Linked DNA regions of Homo sapiens: regions 1 and 2 are each linked to region 3. The links are chromatin loops, found by intact Hi-C in ENCODE. Cell type or tissue: IMR-90. All regions are shown on one strand.

The links. A loop is a pair of places that touch in the nucleus more often than their neighbours do. Peaks named below come from ENCODE experiments on the same cell type or tissue, not always from the same donor. Only the 100,000 strongest peaks of a DNase experiment are listed, where the experiment ranks them.
Region 1: a loop joins it to region 3, with 10 times the contacts of the local background. A loop is called at or near these places in 53 of 110 quality-filtered maps.
Region 2: it touches region 3 in a loop (16-fold over the local background); 2 of 110 quality-filtered maps call a loop at or near these places.

What each region holds. Positions count from the first base shown.
Region 1 is chr15:49,232,076-49,240,075 of GRCh38, forward strand. It overlaps GALK2 (galactokinase 2), which reads left to right. Exons shown (of 10, transcript NM_002044.4): 4 at 3,776-3,866; 5 at 7,146-7,292. Among named protein-coding and RNA genes, the nearest start is that of GALK2, 66 kb to the left of the region's middle. RefSeq lists enhancers at 1-172, 173-843. In IMR-90, a CTCF peak has its summit at 3,700 (motif pointing right); DNase peaks (open chromatin) are centred at 3,686 and 6,536; H3K27ac peaks cover 2,183 bases.
Region 2 is chr15:50,316,258-50,324,257 of GRCh38, forward strand. All of the region lies in intron 1 of GABPB1 (GA binding protein transcription factor subunit beta 1), which reads right to left. Among named protein-coding and RNA genes, the nearest start is that of GABPB1-AS1, 34 kb to the right of the region's middle. In IMR-90, no CTCF peak of the experiment used is centred here; no DNase peak of the experiment used is centred here; H3K27ac peaks cover 495 bases.
Region 3 is chr15:49,998,932-50,006,931 of GRCh38, forward strand. It overlaps ATP8B4 (ATPase phospholipid transporting 8B4 (putative)), which reads right to left. Exons shown (of 28, transcript NM_024837.4): 8 at 3,222-3,292. Among named protein-coding and RNA genes, the nearest start is that of ATP8B4, 120 kb to the right of the region's middle. RefSeq lists enhancers at 4,675-4,864, 4,861-5,155. In IMR-90, a CTCF peak has its summit at 4,987 (motif pointing left); a DNase peak (open chromatin) is centred at 4,950; H3K27ac peaks cover 1,976 bases.

The DNA of each region.
Region 1 (8,000 bases), 770 kb before region 3:
AGAGATTCTCCATGACGGCTCTGCTCCTGCAGCAGGGTTCTGCCTAGACATTTAGGCTTTTCTACACATACTCTGAAATCTAGGCAGAGGCTCCCGAAGCCTTAACTCTTGCACTCTGAACATTGGCAGGCTAAACACCTCATAGAAACACCAAGTTTTATGGCTTGCACATTCTGAAGCAGCAGCCTGAGCTGTATCTGAAGTCCTTTCAGCCACCCCTGGAGGCAGAGGGGTCAGGATATGGGGAGCAGTGTCTTGAGCCTGTGCAGGGAAGTGGGACCCTGGTCCCTGTTCATGAAACCATTCTTCCTTCTTAGACCTACATGCCTGTGATGGAAGGAACTGCTGCAAAGGTTTCTGAAATGCTTTGAAAGTCTTTTCCCCTTTGTCTTGGCCATCAGCATTTGACTATTCTTTACTTATGCAAATTTCTGTAGCTGGCTTGAACTCCTCCTCCAAAAAGGCCTTTTCTTTTCTACCACATGGCCAGCCTTCAAATTTTTCAAACTCGTACACTTTGCTTCCCTTTTAAATATAAGTTTCAGTTTCAGGTCATTTCTTTGCTCACGCATATGAACATAGGTTGTTAGAAGCAGCAGGCTATATCTTGACTGCTTTGCTGCTTAGAAATTTCTCCTGTCAGTAACCTAAACCATCACTCTCAAGTTCAAAGTTCCACATACCCCTAGATGCCTCCAGGCTCTTTGTTAATGCATAACAAAAATGACCTTTACACTAGTTCCCAAGAAGTTCCTCATTTTCATCTGAGACCTTCTTAGCTGGGATTTCATTGTCCATATCACTATCAGGATTTTCAAAGCAACCGTTCAACAAGTCTCTAGGAAGTTACAAATTTTCCTCATCTTCCTGTCTTTTTCTCAGCCCTCCAAATTGGTCCAACCTCTACCTGTTACCCAGTTCCAAATGCAAATTCACATTTTCAGGTATCTTTATACCAATGCCCCTGTCCTTGTTACCAATTTTCCATATTAGTTCATTCTTGCACTGCTATAAAGAAATACCTGAGACTGAGTGATTTATAAGGAAAAGAGGTTTAATTGACTCACAATTCTACAGGTGTACAGGAAGCATGGCTAGGGAGGCCTCAGGAAACTTACAAGCATGGTGGAAGGCAAAGGGGAAGCAGGCATGTCTACATGGCCAGAGCCAGGAGGAAGAGAGAGAGGTGGGAAGTGCCACAGACTTTTTAAATAACCAGATCTAGTGAGAGCTCTATCATGAAAACAATACCAAAGGGGGAAATCCACCCCCATGATCCAGTCACCTCCCACCAGGTCCCACCTCCAACACTGGGGAATCACAACTTGGCATGAGATTTGGGCAGGGATGCAAATCCAAATTATATCACAGTTCTTTCTGGAACGTTGCTCATGTAGCTTCCTACATATGTGCAACTATCCTCCTCTTTTTCTCCTCATACCTGCCTACCCCCTCTGTTCATATTCCCCTCTCAAAATCTCTTTCTGTTTTTCTTTTCTTAGTGACTTTCAAGATGTCCTTTTAACTAGGAATAGAACCTGTCAGATATGCTAACATAACTGTATCTGCTTTCAAATTGTGTGACCTCTTGTTGATGGTGAGCAACATATTTTCAACTTCTGTGAGTGACAGTAGAGTAAAATTCTGATGAGCTGAAGTCAGACTACGCATTTTTGGAAAGCAGCTAAACCTCTTTGAGCCTCCAGGAAGACGTCCTCTCTCTATCAAATGCGGACTTTTAGAAATAATACTCTCTCAGCCACGTATGCCACCCAGTATTATTATCACGTGCCATTACTGTTTGGTAGTTATTTATGTTCATGTCATCTTGGCTAGATTGTGAACTTTTAAAAGGCAAGCCTTCTGCCTTTTACCTTTATATTCCCATGCATGCTTTGTATGCTTAAGTGGTTAGCCACTTAATATATTTTAAAAGAGATAATGTATCCATGTTATTGAGTTAAAATAATCCATGGAAGGCATCTATTACAATGATTGGCATATAGTAGATATTTAGTCAGTTATATTAGAGCACTCAGTCAATATGGGGAATTTTGCTTCATTTCCTCCTCTTTAATTGATTCTCCCATTTCACATACATTGTCCTTCGGCTGATTTTAGGAGCCTATTTATTTATCTGCCTATTTTTCATTTTGAAGTATTTTTTTTGACTTTCAAAGAAGACACAAGAATAGCATAAGGAAATCCCACATTCCATGGATGTATGCTTAGTATATTGTATCAAGGAGGCACAAAACATCCCTTTACTGGTGGTGTTAATTTTGATCATTTGATTAAGGTGGCATCTGTCAGATCTTTCTACCATAAAGATGCTATATTTCATGCTGTTAATAGAGAAAAACCCTAGGCTGGGTAATTATAAAGGAAAGAGGTTTAATTGACTCACAGTTCCATATGGCGGGGGAAGCCTCACAATCATGGCAGAAAGCAAATGAGGAGCAAAGTCACATCTTACATGGCAGCGGGCAAAGAGAGCATGTGCAGGGGAACTCCCCTTTGTAAAACCAGCGGATCCCATGAGACTTATTCACTATCATGACAAAAGCACAAGAAAGATCCACCCCCCATGATTCAGTTACCTACCATCAGGTCCCTCCCACAACGTGTGAGAATTATGGGAGCTACAATTCAAGATGAGATTTGAGTGGGGACACAGCCAAACCATATCAGATACTTTTTTTTTTTTTTGAGACGGAATCTTGCTCTGTCGCCCAGGCTGGGGTGCAGTGGCACGATCTCAGCTCACTGCAACCTCTACCTCCCGGGTTCAAGCGATTCTTCTGCCTCAGCCTCCTGAGTAGCTGGGACTACAGGCTCCCACCACCACACCCAGATAATTTTTGTGTTTTTAGTAGAGACAGGGTTTCACCATATTGGCCAGGCTTGTCTCGAACTCCTGAACTTGTGATCCGCCTGCCTTGGCCTCCCAAAGTGCTGAGATTAGAGGTGTGAGCTGCTGCGCCTGGCCCAGATACTATGTTTTTCCATTGTAGTTCATAAGTGTCTGGTGGGGAAATACTGTAAATATCTTGCTTCTCATCACATTTTTACTAAGTTTAGCCCAGTTTAGCCAGTTTATTAAGTTTAACAGTCCATTGATGATTGTTTCCTGAAACAAATTATCATACAGTTTACCATGTAGTGACTTTTCTATTCACATCATTCCTTCTATATCTATTAGTTAGCATTTTACCATAATAAAGAGTTTTTCTTTCCTCTTCATTTAGCTTTGTATTCATTTGTTAACTTACATTAGTATAGACTCATGGAATCTTATTTTGTTAAATTGATTATGCATCAAAATCATCATTTTGTTTATTTGTTTTTTTTTCTTAAATTGTGCAGATGGTAAAATTGGATGGGTGGCAGAGATGGCTTTGAGTACTCTTGTTTCAGTTTGGGGGTGTGCCAAACAGCAGGCCCAGAGGATAAGCATTCATGTGGTTTACACCAGTTTAACAAGGACCAACATGAAAGAGAAAATAGTTGTAGATTACTCTGAAATATATTGTTTCCTCTGTGTTTCAGGAAATAAAAAGGGTCAGTTGGAGGTAGTTTAGTCACTAAGGCCACTGCAACTTCCTCTCTTAACTCTTAGCAGCTGGAGATGTTTTGCTGTAGACACACAGTTTGAACATAAAAGGTAAAGGAGAGTCAGTATCGCTGTGTTGGCACAAGATGGCAGCAGTCATCCATTGATTTTGCAGCTCAAGGCCTACAGATTTTAAATTAATGGTGTCTTTTGTCTTCGCAGGGACTTCAGTACTAGTGCTAATAACATCCAGATTGATAAAACCAAGCCTTTGTGGCACAACTATTTCTTATGTGGACTTAAAGGAATTCAGGTAAATTGGTTTATAAGGCACTTACTACCAGTTGAGATTATCATGTGTATTCTGTCAGATTTATTTTATTTACTACATCTTTTTCATCTCCTTACAGTACTAACCGATGCTTCTGTTCTATTTTGCTAGTTTGTGTTTCAGAGAGTGGGGAAGATATGACTGTTTTGGGGTGGTGTTCACAGGGGGCAGTAGTGGTTTTTATACAGCTGGCTGTTCATAAATAGGTGCATCTGACAAACATCTGTCTGGTTTTAAAATCTTTGTTTAAACATACTTTTGAGGATATGTTTTAATACTATTATTTACATTTATACTTGGGATGTATAGGGGTATACTGTAATAGGATTTAGAGTCAGCCCAGGTTTGAATCTGGGCTCTTCTCAGCTGTGGTAATTTAACCTCTTAAGTCTCAGATTTATCCATAAAATGATGTCATTGCTATCCTGACAAAGAGTTGTTAAAAGAATTACATAAAGCTTGATGGTAGCCATTTAATAAATGGTAGCTAGTATTGTTATTGCTACTTCAGATGGGATTAAAAAAAGATATAATGAAATGTATTAGTATAAGTATTTTCCAAGAAACATTGAATAATTACTTTGAAAATCTCTAATGTTACATACAAGAACAAGAAAATAAAATGTTTTCACTCTCATAATTGAAAAAGTATCAAGGACCAAAAGAAAATTGATATTTGCTGTTTTTAGAGCCACTTTTATATTGCAATAATTATTTTAGATGTAGTGACTTGCATAGAATCATAGTAGGACAATAAGAAGTAAATTTTGCCTTTGTGAGCTAAAAGTAAACAAACAAACTGACCCATGTTTTAGAGAGCTTGTGTTCCTTACTGCCTGGCAGTCCTATCTGAAACTTTGTAATGAGCAGCTAGGACTTAGTGGCACATCCATTACAGAAATACATCAAATTTATTTCTAATGTGTAGTCCTATACTGTAACAGTGGTGGTTTTTGTTCTTAAAGTTAATGAATTCATTTCTTTCTTTCTTTTGTGTTTTCCTTTCTCTCAGACACATGGTAATAACTTACAGGAAAAGTTATTGGCAGGTTTTAAATCTTCAAATCATCTGGCTTATCATATGCATTAGTGGGAATTACAGTATTTGGAAGCATTTGCCTGGCAAATGCAATTTTAATCTTCCTTGTAACAACATGCCTTTTTGCAGCATATGGGTAAAGTGGCCTAAATAATGCATGTTGCTTTGTGTTATTTTTGAGCATTTCAGGTTTTAAAGCCTTCCTGTTTGGTTTGACAATTTATGTGCAAAAGCAAACTTATACAATGAACTTTTGGCAGAAAGGTAATTTAAATGCTAGCCTGTTCAGAAACTTTCAAATTCAAATACTAGAAAGTTTCAGAGAATAATTCACTTATATTACATTGAACATGTTATCCTTTTGGCATAGAGCTATTACAGAATGTGGCATATACCCATTTGCATTTTGAATTTGTTATACATTTTCATTTAAACATTGCATAATACGTTGTTTTTTGTTTTTGTTTTTTTGTTTTTGTTTTTGTTTTTGTTTTTTGAGACGGAGTCTTGCTCTGTCGCCCAGGCTGGAGTGTAGTGGCGTGATCTCGGCTCACTGCAACCTCTGCCCCCGGGGTTCAAGCGATTCTCCTGCCTCACCCTCCTTAGTAGCTGGGATTACAGGTGCCTGCCACCGCGCCTGGCTAATTTTTGTATTTTTAGTAGAGACGGGGTTTCACTATATTGGCCAGGCTGGTCTTGAACTCCTGACTTCGTGACCCACCCGCCTCGGCCTCCCAAAGTGCTGGGATTGCAGGTGTGAGCCACTGCGCCCGGCTGATAAGTTCTTAAGTGTGATTCCCACTCAAGACACCTGTGTTTGATCAGTTTATATTAAATATATTGTATTCTTCAATTTTTTTTTTTAAACAAGCTGTCTGATATTCTGTATGAAAGGGCATTGGCAACAGTAGAGTTTCAGTTTATAGTTTGTTTGTATATCTGGAAGGAAATTTTTAGATGACTTGAAATCAGGAAGAGAAGTACACCCAGCTAAATTTCTTCTTATTGTGGTGCGAGAATTTTGCTAGCTAGGACAGACAGACAAAAAATTAAGGAAAAAGGTCTTTTATTTGCAGAATTTTGTTGTTATTTTAGTTATTCTAGCTAGCTGATTGAAATTCTCCCTTGTATAATAGGTATGATGAAATGCATAATTAGGTAATAGTATTTCATATGTTAATCTTCAGTCATTTGAGTAATTTGCAAAGACTATGGTACTTTTTCTTGAGAAGGAGGTAGACTTGAATTTATTTGTAAACTTAAACCACAAAGGTTATGATATGATATCATCCAAAGTGTCCTAGTGTTAGAAAGTAATGTAAGTATACTAGAGCTTTCCATATTTAAATCAGAATCTGATTATTTCTTTGGGCTTTCCTATTTGTAGAAATAGAGTTTCCTCAACTTGTTTAGGGTCTGTATTCTCATTTGTGGCTGAATTCTAATTTGACTATCTTTAAAGCTACCATATGGCTAAACTGTATCTATAAACTGTAGTAAGCATCTGGATTTTCTCATGTAGCTGGCATATTAAATCACAATGACGGTTTGCTGGCTCAGGTTTCTAACTGCAGTGGAAAAGTTTTCAAACAGGATTCAGAGACCTGGGCCCTACTCTCGTCTCCCTATGTGTCATCTTGGGAAAGTTTCTTCATCTCTTGGTGCCTAGGTTTTTTCATAAGTAAAACAGAACTGAGAATGTTTGGAACTCCTTTTTTTCAGAGAACCTTCTAAAGTAAGGCACTCCTTAGAAACAAGTCACTGCTTGGGGGCTGGACTTTTATAATAACAGAATGCTGGAGTTGTGCTGCATGGAGATTTAAATTACCTCACAGATAATTGTATATTTCTTGTCCTGCTACTTGACAAATTGGATTATAATTGTTTTATATTTTTTCCATATTTGTTCAAATCAATTAATACTCAAGAAAAAGAACATTCAAGGCAATTTTATATTTTTTCCATATTCAAATCAATTAATATTCAAGAAAAAGAACATTCAAGGCAAGAAAATTAAAGGCATTTAAGGGAATTACTCTGTGGCTAAGAGTCATTAAATAAAATGTCACATATAGTCTCAACTAAATTGAATTGCATAAGTAGTTTCTATAACTATTATAAGTCTATTGATAGACTTTTGTTCTCTGGGGAATGAAAGAAGCTTTCACTACTCCTTGAATTCAATACTGAATTACTGTTGCTGTTTTTCCTTATATTCTTAGGAACACTTTGGTCTTAGTAACCTGACTGGAATGAACTGCCTGGTAGATGGAAATATCCCACCAAGTTCTGGCCTCTCCAGCTCCAGTGCTTTGGTCTGTTGTGCTGGCTTGGTGACGCTCACAGTGCTGGGAAGGAATCTATCCAAGGTAACTACCTTTGATAGGAAACCTCATAGAACCCTCTCCTAATAATCATTAGCATCCAAATCTCAAATCAGAATGCCTTCCTTGATTGAAAAACTGTCTTCTCTAAAAGGACTGCACATGTGGGCAAGCATTGTAACTTAACAAGTGATAAATCACTATAAAGTAGCTTATACCCTCCAAACAGTGAGTGAATAGATCTGTGAATAACTGTATAAAAATACATTGTATTAAATATGGGATTTGAATGTATGGATATCATTTTAGATCACCTCATTCACAAGTTAAATTTAGGGCAAGAAATTCTTCCTCTCATGGTTGAGCCTGCTTATTTTCACCCAAAACCTTAAATTAAAAATTTGACAAGTAGTGGGTTACAAGGGTAAAGACTAGGTAATAAAGGAACTGAATATGCCAGCAGATTAGTCACAGAAATAAACTTTAAAATATTGCATTACAAGACGAAATGCTTATTTAAAGGAAATATAAATTGTACAAGAGGTCAGAAAGCCTCAAGTTTATAAGTTCACATAAATCTCTGACTCTGCAGTTTAGAGCAGGTGTGCTCAGCTTTAATTAATGCTTTAGCATTCTGGTTCAAATAAAATGTTATCATAGGTTCTTTTTACCCCATGTACATATACTACCAGGTTTACGGATGGTTTGGACAGATCAAGAGAAAGGCAGCCACATGCTTAGTCTCTTTTAAGC
Region 2 (8,000 bases), 320 kb after region 3:
CAGGAATTACTACCAATAATTACATGTTAAAGCTTAGTCTATTTTGTTTTGAATTTCCGTAATTTACAGCTTATAGAGTTGTTGTGAGGATTATGGCATGTACTAGACAGGAAAACTCTATAAAAGCATAAAGTACTAGTTCCACGTGAATGGTTACTAGCACTCTTAAATAAGAATATGAATTTTTAAAATGTTTACACCTATTATATTTAATAAGCCTTTACTCACATTAAAAATTTAAAATAAACTTGCTATATAATTCTTATGCTCAATGAGTACAATTATAAATCCAATATAAATCTCCTAAAGATTTTCTCCACTCCAATTTTGTATTACACACACATCCCTACACACACCCAGTCTTTAAAATGTTCATACTCTTTGACCTAGTAATTCTACTCAAATAAACCCATCATAAGGAAACTATTCAAAAATCTAAATATATCAATACTAATGTTATTTAAAATAAGGAAAAAAACAACCACAAACAATGATTAAAGAAATTAAGATATGTCATAATGGAATACTGTAGTGATTTATTTCTTTTACATTATGAACAATTTGTAGTATATATAAACTAGACAGTCATATAATAAACTCCCACATAGCCATTTAGTTTAATATTATCAATTAATGGCTGACTCATTTCCCAACTCCACCCATTGTTTTCAATCAAGTGTTAGACATTATATAATATTATCTCTAATATTTCAGTACAGATCTCTAAAAGATAAAAATATTTTTAAAATAATACTATATATATTCATTTGAAAATATTTACAAACAGTATGTAACAGTTTAAGAATCAGGACTCTAAGTTGTATATATACCATGATCTTAATAGAAAAACACTTGGAGCCGAGTGTAGTGGCTCATGCCTGTAATCCCAGCACTTTGGGAGGCCGAGGCAGGTGGATCACCTGAGGTCAGGAGTTCAAGACCAGCCTCGCCAACACAGTGAAATCCCACCTTTACTAAAAATAAAAAAATTAAAAGAATTAGCTGGGTGTGGTGGCTGACGCCTGTAATCCCAGCTACTCCGGAGGCTGAGGCAGAGAATCGCTTGAACCCGGGAGGCAGAGGTTGCAGTGAGCCGAGATTCTGCCATTGCACTCCAGCCTGGGCAACAAGAGCAAAACTCCGTCTCAAAAAAAAAAAAGAAAGAAAAAAAAAAACCACTTGGAAACAATACACCATTGTAATGAAAACTATGAATTTTCCCTTTTTTCTACTTTTTTCTAAGTTTTAATTTTTTTATAGCAAGCATATATTACTAATATAATATTAAAACTTTTATTTAAAAGCTTTTTTTCAAAATTAGGTTACAGATAAGCTTAATAAAGCCTTTAATGCACCACATTAGATATTGAGGCTGGGCGCGGTGGCTCACGCCTGTAATCCCAGCACTTTGGGAGGCCGAGGCGGGTGGATCACGAGGTCAGGAGATTGACACCATCCTGGCTAACATGGTGAAACCCCGTCTCTACTGAAAATACAAAAAATTAGCTGAGCGTGGTGATGGGTGCCTGCAGTCCCAGCTACTCGGGAGGCTGAGGCAGGAGAATGGCGCGAACCCGGGAGGCGGAGCTTGCAGTGAGCCGAGATCGCGCCACCGCACTCCAGCCTGGGCGACAGAGCAAGACTCCGTATCAAAAAAAAAAAAAAAATTAGTTATTGAAAGCATTTTTCATAGTAAAAGTATGTAAAATATGACTCCAAGTAAAATTTAGCATACTATAATCATGTGTACGTGTATGAAAATATTCCAAATTTAGTTGCCTACAGTCTCATAAGAAAACAATTTCAATAATAATAAAAACAGTCCCTAGCATCTTGCTCTTTATCTACATTGTCTCATTTTATCTAAAGGGCCTTAACAAGATCATTATTGTCTCCACTTTGCAGAGGAAGCAAGTAAAAAGTAAAAAGATTTACCAAAGAACACTAGTTTTGATCTTAAAATCAGACCCTTATTCTCAATTCTTCCTGTGTTCTAAGTTGAAGAACACTAGGAATCTGCTGGGATATAAAGGGCATGTCCTCCAAGGATTTAAGTTTAGTGTCTCCCAGTGTAATTCCTTTGAAACGAAAAATCATCACATGAACTCTGGTATATTTGGATTTTTTCCTCCATGCCCATTTTACCTAATGGAGTTTTTTTCCCCTTTATTTTTAAAATAAATGATATTTTCAAATATTATATCCATATATGTATCTCCCATATACCCCTTTTTCAGAAAACCACTAGATGACGTGTTCCACCAAAACCAAAAGTAAACTAGAAAGAATAATCAAGGGCTTCAGGAAATAAAGATCCAACATAGAATAGGAGAGAGTACCCAAAATGATGGTGAAGGGAGACCCCAAGACAACAGCTGTGACACAGACCTAGAAGGCAAACCCAGATGGGAGCCAGAGAACAGAGTTCCAGGAAGGAGGTCTCCAAGGAAAAGACAGGCTGGTAAGTCTCCTAAGAAGAGAATGAATGTCAGTGGAGAGTTTGGGATGCGTTAATGACGGATACAAGAAAACTAAGAAAAGAAAAAACTAGACTATTTTTCAGAAGGGAGAAAAAAACTATACCATAAAGGTATACATGTCTCTTGTACAGTTTTTCCTTTACACACACACACACAGAGATATGCACACGCATTTCCTTTGTGGTATAGGCGTGGATTAGCTAAGAATAATAGTTCCTGGGGTGTAATGTAAAGCAAAATTTTCAGTGTAATCCTATTGAAAAGATAAATGGTGAGGGAAAATATGCATAGGAATAGCTTAAAACAGCTGAAGCCTCATCTTCCTAAGTAGAAAGTCAAAAGGTATCTAATGTGGAAAAAAATCAAGAAATAGCACACATTTGTTATTTAGAAATATGAAGAGCTAATCATAAAATGGAGACCTCTGGGAAAGAGGGTTCTGGGGTGGGAAGAAATAACACAACTGAGTGTAGGATTTTCATAAGAAGGCTTATTTTTTTACTTTTTCAACTATGTGCACATATAATTTTTTCTTCCTTAAAAAAAGTTTTTATTTTTATAGATTCAGCAGGTACAGGTGCAGTTTGTTACACGTATATATTGCATCGTGGTGAAGTCTGGGCTTTCAATGTGTCCATCACCTGAATAGTGAACACTGTACCCAACAGGGAATTTTTCAACCCTTGCCCCTCTGCCACCCTCCCCGCTTTTGGACTCCCTAGTGTCTATTATCCCCCTCCGTATGTCCATGTATAACCACTGTTTAGCTCCCACGTATAAGTCAGAACTGTGCATGTATACTTTCATAAAAATTACAGGGCTGGGCACAGTGGCTCATGCCTATAATCCCAGCACTTTGGGAGGCTGAGGCGGGCAAATCACGAGGTCAGGAGTTCGAGACCAGCCTGGCCAACATGATGAAACCCCGTCTCTACTAAAAATACAAAAAATTATCTAGGCATAGTGGCAGGCGCCTGTAATCCCAGCTACTCGGGAAGCTGAGGCAGGAGAATCGTTTTGAACCCAGGAGGCAGAGGTTGCAGTGAGCCGAGATCACACCACTGCACTCCAGCCCAGGCGACAGAGTGAGACTCCGTCTCAAAAATAAATAAATAAATAAATAAAATCACAATAAACAAACACATGTTTACTGTACATAAGAATTATACAGTTTAAAGTCATCTCAACACATCCTTGTGTTCTCAGAAGTAACCACTATCTAAATGTTTAGTGTGCATCCTTCCAGATCTTTTCTATGCATATTAGAAACACATACACACAATGCTTACTTCTTTTTAAACAAAAACACACAAAGGGGTCAGGCGGGTGGGCAAAAATAAAAAATTAAAATTAAAAAACACACAAAAAGGGGATCATACTAAATTGTTTGGCAACTTGCCTTTTTCCCCATTCACAAGCAATCCTCTTTTTTTCATTTTACTTTTTTGAGATGGAGTTTCGCTCTTGTTGCCCAGGCTAGAGTGCAATAGCACAATCTTGGCTCACTGCAACCTCCGCCTCCCTGGTTCAAGCAATTCTTCTGCCTCAGCCTCCCAAGTAGCTGGGATTACAGGCATGCACCACCAGGCCCGGCTAATTTTTGCATTTTTAGTAGAGATGGGGTTTCGGCATTTTGGTCAGGCTGGTCTCAAACTCCTGACCTCAGGTGATCCACCTGCCTTGGCCTCCCAAAGTGCTGGGATTACAGGCGTGAGCCACCACTCAAAGGCAATCCTCTTGTTTTTTCAGTGAAATCTTCCTGTCTCTGTACACACAGTCTTTTTAGTGGCTGCACAGTACTATGGAGTGTGACAGGCTGAATAATGCTCCCCCAAAGATGTCTAGATACTAATTCTCAGATCCTGTGAATATGCTACCTTACATGGCAAAAGGAACTCTGCAGAAATGATTAAATTAAGGATCCTGACTAGGGTGGTTATCCTGGATTATCCAAGTATGATGTAATCACAAGACTTCTTATAAGAGGGAGACAGGAGGATCAGAATAGGAGATGTGACATTGGGAGCAGAAGGTCACAGTCAGGGAGAAGGAAGCAGAGATCAGAGAGAGAATGAGAGAGATTTGAAGATACTATGCTGTTGGCCTTAAAGATGGAGGAAGGGGTCACAGGTCAAGAAATGCATGCCTTCTTTAGAAGCTAGAAAAGGAAAGAAAACAGATTATCTCCTAAAGCTTCCAGAAGGAACAGTCCTGCCGAAATCCTAATTTTAGGTCTTCGGACTTCCAGAACTATAAAATAATAAATTTATGTTGTTTTAAGGCACTAAGGTTGTAGTAATTTGTTATAGCAAATAGGAAATTATTACACGATAGGAATAGGAAACAAATACACACAGTATACTAATTATATGATCCTGTTTTAATTTTTCACCTTTACAAATAGTGCTGCAATACACACGAGTTAGCATTGTTCTAGAAATTATGGTGAGAAGCAGGATTGCTAGACTTGTTTAAAATCACATTTTAGTTGTAATTAGACACTGCCAAATTATCTACCAAAAGATTGTAGCAACTTATACTCCCACTATCAGTGTACAAGAATAACTGCTTCTCCATAAGGTCTCCACTCCCCACAGAGAGAACCTTGATCTCAGAGCTAGATCTTCCAAAAGTCAAGACCACTTCCAGTGAAATCATACTCACAAAGCTGATGAAAAACTTCCTTCTAGGATAACTTTCTTTCAGTAACCATAACCTGAGGACATCCCACCACATAAGGAGAGAAAGACTTAAGAAGTAAAAGATGCGGCAACCCTTTTATCGCTTTTAAAGTCTGCATTAAAAGGGCATTCTGTTAGCCAGGCATGGTGGCTGGCACCTGTAGTCCCAGCTACTCAGGAGGCTGAGGCAGGAGAATCACTTGAACTCAGGAGGCAGAGGTTGCAGCGAGCCGAGATTCCGCCATTGCACTCCAGCCTGGGCAATAGAGCAAGACTCCGTCTCAGAAAAAAAAAAAAAAAGCTCAATAAATATTAATCCATTGAATGAACAATATTTGGCACACAGTAGAAACTCCAGAAATACTTGGAACCAAAATCGTCATAATGTTTGCCTTTTTTAAATGTAATCTAAATTTCACAAACCCTAGGAAATATCATAATAGAATGCTTACTGAATTCCTAAGTCAGCCTTGTTGTAACAAAATTTCTTATAACTAAACAAGGCTGGAACTTGCCTGGATATTATCTTTTTATTGGCAGCAACTCAAATTAACAGATGTGACCAAAAAAAAAAAAAAAATCTGAGGTCAATTCGGTTTTCTAGTCAAAAGAAAAAATTGTGAACATAATAAATGTAGATATTGGCTTTGTCTGAGACCCTCAGAATTACTCTTGGACCTGCCCAGTTAGCATAGAAAAATCTAGGCAGGAAGCCAGAACTTGTCTAATAACTAGCAATAATATTACAAAGCAAAATCAGCTCAGGACCACCCTCAATGACAGTAGATCAAATCAGTACACCAAACTGAGTTCAAAGGTTTCAAATGGGTATATTCTAAAACTGAGGTGTCCAGGCTGGGCACAGTGACTCATACCTGTAATCCCAGCCCTTTGGGAAGCCAATGCCAGAGGATAACTTGAGGTCAGGAGTTTAAGACCACCCTGGCCAACATGGTGAAAAATACAAAAAAAAAAAAATTAGCCGGGCATGGTGGTGCATGCCTGTAGTCCCAGCTACTCAGGAGGCTAAGGCAGGAGAATCACTTGAATCAAGGAGATGGAGGTTGCAGTGACCCAAGATTGCGCCACTGCACTCCAGCTTGGGTGACAGAGCAAGACTCCATCTCAAAAAAAAAGAACTGATGTGTCCAGTACAGTAACCACTAGTTATACAAGGATACTGGGCATTGAAATGTGGCTAGTCCAAATTGAGATGTGCTATAAATATAACATACCAGATTTTGAAGACTTGCTATCAAGAAGGAATGTAAAATATTTCATTAATAACTTTTATACTGATTACCTGTTGAAACAATATTTTGGAAGGGCCAGGCACGGTGGCTCATGCCTGTAATTCCAACACTTTGGGAGGCTGAGGCGGGTGGATTGCTTGAGACCAGGAGTTCAAGACCACCCTGGGCAACATGGCAAAACCTGGTCTCTACAAAAAATACAAAAAAATCAACCAAGCATGGTGGCACATGCCTGTAGTCCCAACTACTTCGGAGGCTAAGATGACAGAATAACCTGAGCCTAGGAAGTCAAGGCTACAGTGAGCCATGATCGCACCACTGCACTCCTGTCTGGGCAACAGGAGTGAGACCCTGTCTCCAAAAATAATCATAATATTTTGGATGTAAGGGATTAAACTCTATTACGAAAATTAATTTTGCTGGGCACAGTGGTGTGCACCTGCAGTACCAGCTACTTGGGAGGCTAAGGCAGGGAGGTCACTTGAACCTAGGAGTTTGAGACTGTACTGCACAGCGGCTACTAGAAATTTTTAAATTAAATCTGTGGCTGCAGGCACCACTGCAGAGGAATGGGAAGCTGCTACCCTAGGATCAGGCCCATGGGGGAAATGGGAAACCTTGGTACTGCAGTAGTTCCTGCTAGCCCATCATTTTTAGGAGCCATGACAACAAAACCAATCATAATTAATAGAATGCACTACTCTCACTACAGGCCCCAGAAGACAACATACATGCCCTTTATTTATCCCTGCCTAAGGGAAAGAAAAAAAACACGTGCAGAGGCAAGAAGTGGCTGAGGACCCAGAGTGAGGCAGGGAGAGGTCACTCAGCCTTTCTACGCCTCAGTTTACACACCTGTAAAATGAGAGTAATAGCACAACCTCTCTCACAGGGTTGTTCTGAGGATTAGAGGCAATTAGCCAGGCACAGTTGCTTCCAGTATTTGGGGAGGCTGAGGCAGGAGCATCCCTTGAGCCCAGAAGCTCAAGACCAGCCTGGGCAACACACAGAGAGATAGCACCTTTCCCTAAAATAAAATAAAAAATTAGCTGTATGTGGTCCTGTCTTCCTGTAGTCCCAGCTACAGCTACTCAGGAGGCTGGGGCGGGAGGATCGCTTAAGCCCAGAAGTTTGAGGCTTCAGTGAGCCATGACTGTGCCACTGCACTCCAGCCTGGGCAACAGAGTCAGATCCTGTCATTAATTAATTAATTCATAAATAAATAAATAAAATTTAAATTTAAAAAAATGGCTGGGTGTGGTGCTCATGCCTGTAATCCTAGCACTTTGGGAAGCCAAGATGGGTGGATTGCTCGAACCCTGGAGTTGGAGACCTGCCTAGGCAACATGGCAAAACTCTATCTCTACAAAAAATACATAAAAATTAGCTGGGCGGGTGGCACACACCTGTGGTCCCAGCTACTCAGAAGGCTGAGATGGGAGGATCACCTGAGCCCAGCGAGGTCAAGGCTGCAGTGAGCTGTGATTGCACCACTGCATTCCAGTCTAGACTACAGAATAAGACCTCATCTCAAAAAAAAAAAAAATTTTTTTTAATGAGTTCATTGATGGCAAGCGCCAGGCCAA
Region 3 (8,000 bases):
GGATCCAGTTTCAGCTTTCTACATATGGCTAGCCAGTTTTCCCAGCACCATTTATTAAATAGGGAATCCTTTCCCCATTGCTTGTTTTTCTCAGGTTTGTCAAATATCAGATAGTTGTAGATAAATCATGCTGCTATAAAGACACATGCACACATATGTTTATTGTGGCACTATTCACAATAGCAAAGACTTGGAACCAACCCAAATGTCCAACAATGATAGATTGGATTAAGAAAATGTGGCACATATACACCATGGAATACTATGCAGCCAAAAAAAATGATGAGTTCATGTCCTTTGTAGGGACATGGATGAAATTGGAAATCATCATTCTCAGTAAACTATCGCAAGAACAAAAAACCAAACACCGCATATTCTCACTCATAGGTGGGAACTGAACAATGAGAACACATGGACACAGGAAGGGGAACATCACACTCTGGGGACTGTTGTGGGGTGGGGGGAGGGCGGAGGGATAGCTTTAGGAGATATACCTAATGCTAAATGACGAGTTAATGGGTGCAGCACACCAGCATGGCACATGTATACATATGTAACTAACCTGCACATTGTGCACATGTACCCTAAAACTTAAAGTATAATAATAATAAAATGAAATTTAAAAAAAAGTATTTTCCAGGACTCCTGATTAATGCCTTCATTGTCATTCCACACTCTTGCTTAATCTGCCTGAGTATCTTGATAAACTTCAAAGTGATTTTCAGCATAAGAAACAATACCAAAAGATGCTGTGTACCCCTTATTCAGAATTGCATCTTACTACAGTTTCACATCTTGCAAAATATAGTATAATATCACAACCACGATATTGATATTGAAATAGTTAAGATACAGAACACTTCTATCACTGCGGGATCCCTCAGGTTGTGCTCCATAGCCGTACCCACCTCCCTGCCTTTCCCACCCCATCTTAACACCTGGAAACTACTAATCTGTTCTCTATTTCCATGATTTTGCCTTTTCAAAAGGCAAAAATTTTATAAACAGAATTATACTGTATGTGACCTTTGGGATTGGCTATTTTTTGTCAGTATAATTCTCTGAAGATTCATCCAGAGTGTTACATGTATCAGTAGTTCACTCATTTTCATTGCTAAGTAGTATTCCATGGTATGGATGTACCACAATTTATTCAACCATTGACTTATTGAAGGATATTCAAGTTGTTTTCATTTCTGGATGTTATGTATAAAGCCACCATAAACATTCATGTACAGGTTTTTGTACAAACATGTCTTCATTTCTCTGGGATAAATGCCCAGGGGTGAAATTGTTGGGTTGTATGTTAACTGCATGTTCAGTTTTTAAGAAACTACAAAACCATTTTCCAGAGTGATTGTAGCATGTTACATTCCCACCCACAATGTATGAATAATCCTGTTTCCCTACTTCCTTGCTAGCATTTGGAGTTGTCACTCTTTTTCATTTTAGCCATTCTGATAGGTCTGTAGTGAGATCTTATTGTAGTTTTAGCTTGTATTTCCTCAGTAGTTAATGATGTTGAGCATCTTTTCATGTGCTTATTTGCCATTTGTACGTCCTCTTTGGTGAAATGTCTCTTTTATGTCATTTGCCCATTTTCAAATGGGATGGTTTGTTTTTTTACTATTGAGTTTTAAGAAGTTTTTTTAAAATATATTCAAGATACAAGTCCCTGGTCAAATAGATGGTTTACAAATATTTTCTTCCAGTCTGTAACTTATCTTTAAGTCCTCCTAACAGGAACTTCTGTGGAACAAAAATTTTTAATTTCTTGAAGTCCAGTTTATCAAAGTTTTCCTTTTATGGATTATGTTTACTGTGTCAAGTCTAAGAATCTGACCAGACAGCCCTAGATTTCAAAGATTTCCTCCTATTTTTTTCCTCAAAGCTTTTTATACTTTACATTTGAAATCAATTTCTGTAATACTTATAGAGCTATTCAAATTATCTATTTCATATTAAGTGTATAGTCTTTTTTTTGAGAAAGTGGTCCATTTCTTCTAAATTGTCAAATTTATGTGTGCACAGTTGTTTGTAGTATTTCTTTTTTACCTTTATAATGTCTTCAGGATCTATACCAAATTTCCATGGTTCATGCATAATATGCTAATTTGTGTCTTCTCTTTTTTTTTCTTTTATCAGTATTCTTAGAGGTTTGTCACTTGTATTGATGTTTCCAAAGAACTAGCTCTGTGTCGTTGATTTTCTTTATTTTTTTTGTTTTCAAGTCTATTTATTTCTGCTCTTATCTTATTATCTCCTTTCTTATGCTTCTTTGGGGTTTATTTTGCTGTTTTCTAGGGTTTTTAGATGAATGATGAGATTATTTATTTGAGAATTTTTCTCTTTTCAAATGTATGCCATAAATGTTCCTCTCAGAACTGTTTTAGTTGTGTCTGAACTGTTCTGTCCAAAGTAGGGTCCCACAGACTAAAGTACTATTTGAATAGCTCAATATGACAATAATTTGGAAGGCACCAGTTAAAACCATGGACTCTGGTGTCAGACTGCCAGGTTCGAGTCCTGGCTTCACTCTTCAGATGCTTTGGACAAATTACCTAGGCTCTCTAAGCCTTGATTTCATTGTCTGTACAATAGGGCATAATTACATAGCACCTACATCAGGATTAAATGATAAATTCCATCTAAAGAACACAAATACATAGTGTCATTAAAATGTAAGCATTCAATAAATGTTTTTATGCCAGACAAACTAAATCCTCTGAAACAGAACTGCTATATGGTCTATAACTAAATTCTAAATTAATATCAACATCAAAACTGCATCATATTCTGTTTCTCTCTTCTTTTTCTATGTCTTCATTTGACACAGTTCCAAAAGGTTGCCTTTTAAAGTAACATCAGTCCTTCCTTCCCTCCTCAAGGAATCTTGATCTCTACCCCTCTCATTTTCCCTATAAAATCACTTGAAATCAAAACAAGCAAAAACTTTTTTTAAAAAATCTAAGGAATCTTACTGAAGATTCTCTGTGTAAAGTTATTCCTGTATATAAGTTTCGCTCACTGTTTCTGCAAGAAAATAAATTTAAGAGAAAAAACAGTTTCAAAATTACTGTAGAGTAATTAACTATGGACTTTGCAATGTAAACTCCTATGTCTCCCAAGAAGATACTGAACAAGGTTAAGTCTTATCTCTAAAGACATTACTTTTAAATAAATTAAAAACCAACCAAATTATTCTAATTTTAATAACTTACCCATCAAGCTCAGCAGTTTCAACATAACAGAGACCATGTGGCTCACTACTTGATAGGAGAAGTAAATCAGCCTATTTTCAAAAATCATAACAAAAGAATACTTGAGAAGTTAGATTGGTTGAAAGTCTTCTACAGTATATCACCTCTTGACTACTAAAGAGGCAACAGAGCCTCAGAAACAGAGTAAAAGAAGTGAGATCCTGTTCTACCTCTATGTCATATGCCCTGAACCAAACCCTCCCTCTTCCCTGTTCCTCCTTTATATGCCCCTTGACTATCACAACATAAGCAAGGAAAGGAGCTATCATATGAATTAATAGCCACTTGATTCACCTTTTTTTAATGAAACATATAAATTCTATTTTCTTGCTTTGATAATTACTAACATAAAACTCTCTCCAATAAATAATTGGAAATATATGCACAAACTTTAATTACCTAGTGTCATCAGTTAAAAGCAGGGAGCAGGCAAAGGAGATGGGGAAAAGACAGAAGGGAAATAGATGGAGGAAACTGAAAAAATAAAATAAAAATAAGAGGGGCAAGGAAGTTAAGAAAGAGATAAAGATGGAAAGAAAAAAGTAAAAGATGGTAGGGAGTAAGAAAGAGGAGAGCTAAGATAAAGTAGGGACTAAGGAAAACAGCAAGACAGAAGAGAAAATGTAGTCAAAGGCAGTGGGAAAAAATCAGATACTGAGTAGTTTGGATTTTTCAGAGATAAACAGTTCTATTCTGATGTCCAATTGAGCTTTGCATATCACCTATCACAATTCAGTTTTAGCATCCTGGTAGCTCTCTAAATTGGCAAAGTGCTTATTGATTTTATTTCAAAGCTCTAAACTTATTTTAAAAATAAGTGTTTTTATAAAATTTTGAAGGGTCTGAATGTCTAAAAAGAATTGGCTTAAATTTTAGCAATTTAGTTTGAGACATTAGCCTAACAATTTTCTAGCTATGTCTGAATGTATGATTGGCATTCCAAATCTGTGATATTTTCTTACCTTTATTTTTAAAAACATTAGAATTGCTTTGTTCTTGAATCTTGGGGGTTAAATTTAGAATCAACTTACTTTCTTGATTGTCTCAAGCTTTTAAATTTGCAACTCAAAAATAGGGTGTGCATGTGTGTGTGTGTGTGTGTGTGTGTGTGTGTGTGTGTGGTTTTGTCTAAACTGGGATAAAACAGAGCTGGGGAAAAATACCCTGTGACGGCCCCTAAAAGAATAAGTGGGTTTGCATTAGCAAGGCTCTTACACAACTCTGAATCAAAGAGCCACAGAAGCTTGTTGAGGCAGAAATTCTCTGACTTGTCACACTGTGAACAGAGGAAAGCCACATAAAGAAAGTGATGCCGCTCTTGGGCCAAAAACTACCCATCCTGATTTTAAAGGAAAAAAAAATTTTTTTTGAAAATTCACCTTGATCTTATTTCCCACATTCAAATTTCAATGCATAAAACCAGGCACAAGGCACTAAACAGCAATAGAGCTTAACAGTCAGTCTATGGGCCTGCACCTCTCCTCCCCTGGGCTTAAAAGGCTCATGTTAAACAAAATCCAAAATTCTCTAATCCTAAGAATCTGTGATTGAATATAGAGAAAGATGCCTATTTGTACCCAGGGCTGCTTTTCTTTGAAACTCGAATCCAGTGTTACTGTTGAAGACTGGGTGGGGCTGCACTGACACTCACACCATGGTAAACAAGGGGTGGAGTCCCTGCACACAGCTGGCTAGGAACATGTGACTGAGGCGCCACTGCCATCTGGCGGTCAGATTCTCTCCTGAGCAGTGACCCAGCTTCCCACAGGCTGACCCCCATAGGTTCCGGGCTAACTGTTCTTGCTCACTGTACTCTCCAGGACCAAGACGCCTACCTTCCCCACCTCCGCCCATCTCCCCAGTTACCAGCTTTTTCTTTGATGTTCTCTGAACCTTCCTCCTGCTTTCCTACTCCTTGATGGCCTTGCTGCACTCCCTTCATCCATCCTCCCTTCTCCCTGTCCCTCTGCTGAGGCCTGCTGTTCCCTTTTGTTAACCTCGTCCTTCAAGGCGTTAATTCATTGTGGTTGAGGAGGGAGTGCGAAGGGAAGGCCCAGCGGGGCCGGGAGGATAAGCGGTCAATGCGCTCATTGTCATGCAGGCAGGCCTATTTTCTAGTGCCCTCAGTCATAATTCTGAAAAGGAAAGGGCAGGAGAGCTGCAGAAAAAGCCCTGCTCATCCCTTGTCACCCGTTTGCCAGAAGTGCTGTGCCAGGAGTGGAGCAACCCATGAATTTTGGGGCCCACTTTCCCCAGGACTCTGAGTCTCACAACAGGCCTCCTCAAGCTGACTCATCCAGTAAATCCTACGGGGACCCAATTCCTAGTTGATCCAGAAACTTGTGTTCCAGGTGTAGGTGTTTATGATTCCAAATAACGTAGCTGATATTTAGTTAGGGTTTACTATGTGTCCAGCACCATCCTAAGAGCTTCACATGCGCTATTTTATTTAACATTCACAGAAATCCTGTAACGCAGGTCTTATTGTTATCTCCACTTTACAGATGAGCAAAGTAAGGCCCAGAGGGCTTCTGTAACTTCCTCAAGGTTACACAGTAAGGGTAGGAGCCAGGATTTGAATCTGGGCATACAGTATGAGGCATATACTGCAAGGGATACCAAAATGAGTAAAAATCTCTTTGCTTCAAGGATTTGTATAGTTTAATAAAGGCAGAATATAAGGTTTCTAAGAGCCTCATTAACAAAGTGCTATGAAAGGAGTGCAAATGAGAGTGCAACGTTGGGTTGGTAGTTGAGGAAGGGCATCATGGAATATTCTAGATGCAGTGAAAGGAAGTCCCCAAGGCAGAATGACTAGCAGGAGTAAAGAAGAGGAAAGGAAAAGCGTGAATATCCAAACTCACAAGTGGGCCAGGATATCATTAATTCTGATCAGAACCACCTATCATATGCCCCATATTTACTTTCTTTTGTGAATTATTCATGCCTTTTCTCCTTGCTCTGCCAGGAGAGGCTCTGCTATGTTCTTCATGAAGGAACCAGTGTTTTCCAACACAACGCCCCTTCCCCAACTTCCATGGGCAACAGAAAACAAATATTCCCATCAGAAGGAATCTGAAAAGAATGCACTGAACATATTTGGGTCCTCAGAGCCAAAGACATTGTCCTCATAGGGTTATTAGGCATAATAAATATTTGTTGAGTTAAAGAATAAAGTAAAATGTAAAGCAATGATAACACCCTAAAGCTGTACAATTCTTTAAGGATTTATAAAACCCTCTCTCATAATTGTGTCGTTTTACTCTCTTCACAACCCTGTGAGTGAGTAGTATTATTCCCATTGTATGGATGAGGAACCCAGGAGGTCATATCTGGCCCAGGAGTGAGGGAGGAATAGACTCTACCACACCCACCAGAAGAACTAAATTAACTCATGTAAAGCCCATGGCCCTTCCAAAGTCATTGAGGAACCCAAGGGCCCAAGAGACTTAACACAATCCTCATGGACACTCATAGCTTAAATTGCAGAGCTGGAATTAGAATTTAGAACTTCTGATCCCAAAATGTATGCTCTTTTCCTCTGGTGGGCTACTAAATCACTGGAACACAACTACGAAAAACAGAAAGTATTTCACTTTGTTTTATGTTTTGTTTTGCTTTGTTGGTGTTCAAAAATCAAAACTACAATGGTGAAAGAATATTTGGATTGTGGCTCCATGACCTGATGGAAAGATAAATTTGTAGAATTAAGTTGAACACTTTTGGATCGCCTTTTATTTTTTAGGCCATTCTCACACAGAGTTCTTCATCTTCTCTATCATCTACAACATTATCTTTTATTTTAATCTAAAAATAAAAATAAACCAAATACCTCATGCATTGAGTCAAAAAATGAGAATGAGATCCTAAAAATGAAGTTTATATGGTAATAGGTAACGTTTGTATTTAAAATTTAAATTTCAGGTCCAATAAATGCATATTGATTACTAATATGTACGGGATACATCATTGTTTTTCTAATTACAGTGATTTGAGAAGAATAAGAAAAAGATGGTGACAAAGAAGAGAAGGAAGGCTGAGAATAATAATGGACATCATAAAATTTATTAACAGGCAGGCTGTTCCTCTAGTCAAAAAAAAAAAAAATCCTTGCCTGAATATTTTACCCCCACTTTCTACTGTCATATAAATATGACAAATAGATATATATCAGAGAGAGAGACAGAAAGAGATAGAAAGATAGAGATGGTTTACTTACAGCAAATAGGTTGGAACAACAAGCAACTCTGACGTGAAGTTATAAAACTTAAAAGAGCAATGAGGGCAATGAGACCACCAAAAAAAAAAAAAAAAAAAAAGGCCTCTCTGGAAGTGTGTCCAAGATAGGTGTTGAAAAAGAACAGATGAAATTCCCTGATGAGTCAAGAAAGAGCAAAAGCCCACCCCAGTCACGCCTGGAGTTTAGGTCAAATTAATCATTCTAGCCCTATCATTTCCGAAGAATAAAATTGTCAATTCCTCTATCAGAAGAATGCCTTGGTTTTAAAACAACAATTCTATGAATGCCTTTTTGTGAAGGGAAAGGAAGGACTTTTCAAACAAGCTAAACAACTCAATTCTAGTAATGTTCAAATATGCTCATGCCAAGTAAGGATTTTATTTCTACCATCAGCTAAGAAAAGTGAAACAACACAAGAGTACTGCTGTCCAGTGAAGGAGAAAGGTACACCTGGCTCCCACGGTCCGAGTTCCGGTGGTATCAGGAACTCTGCAGTATGT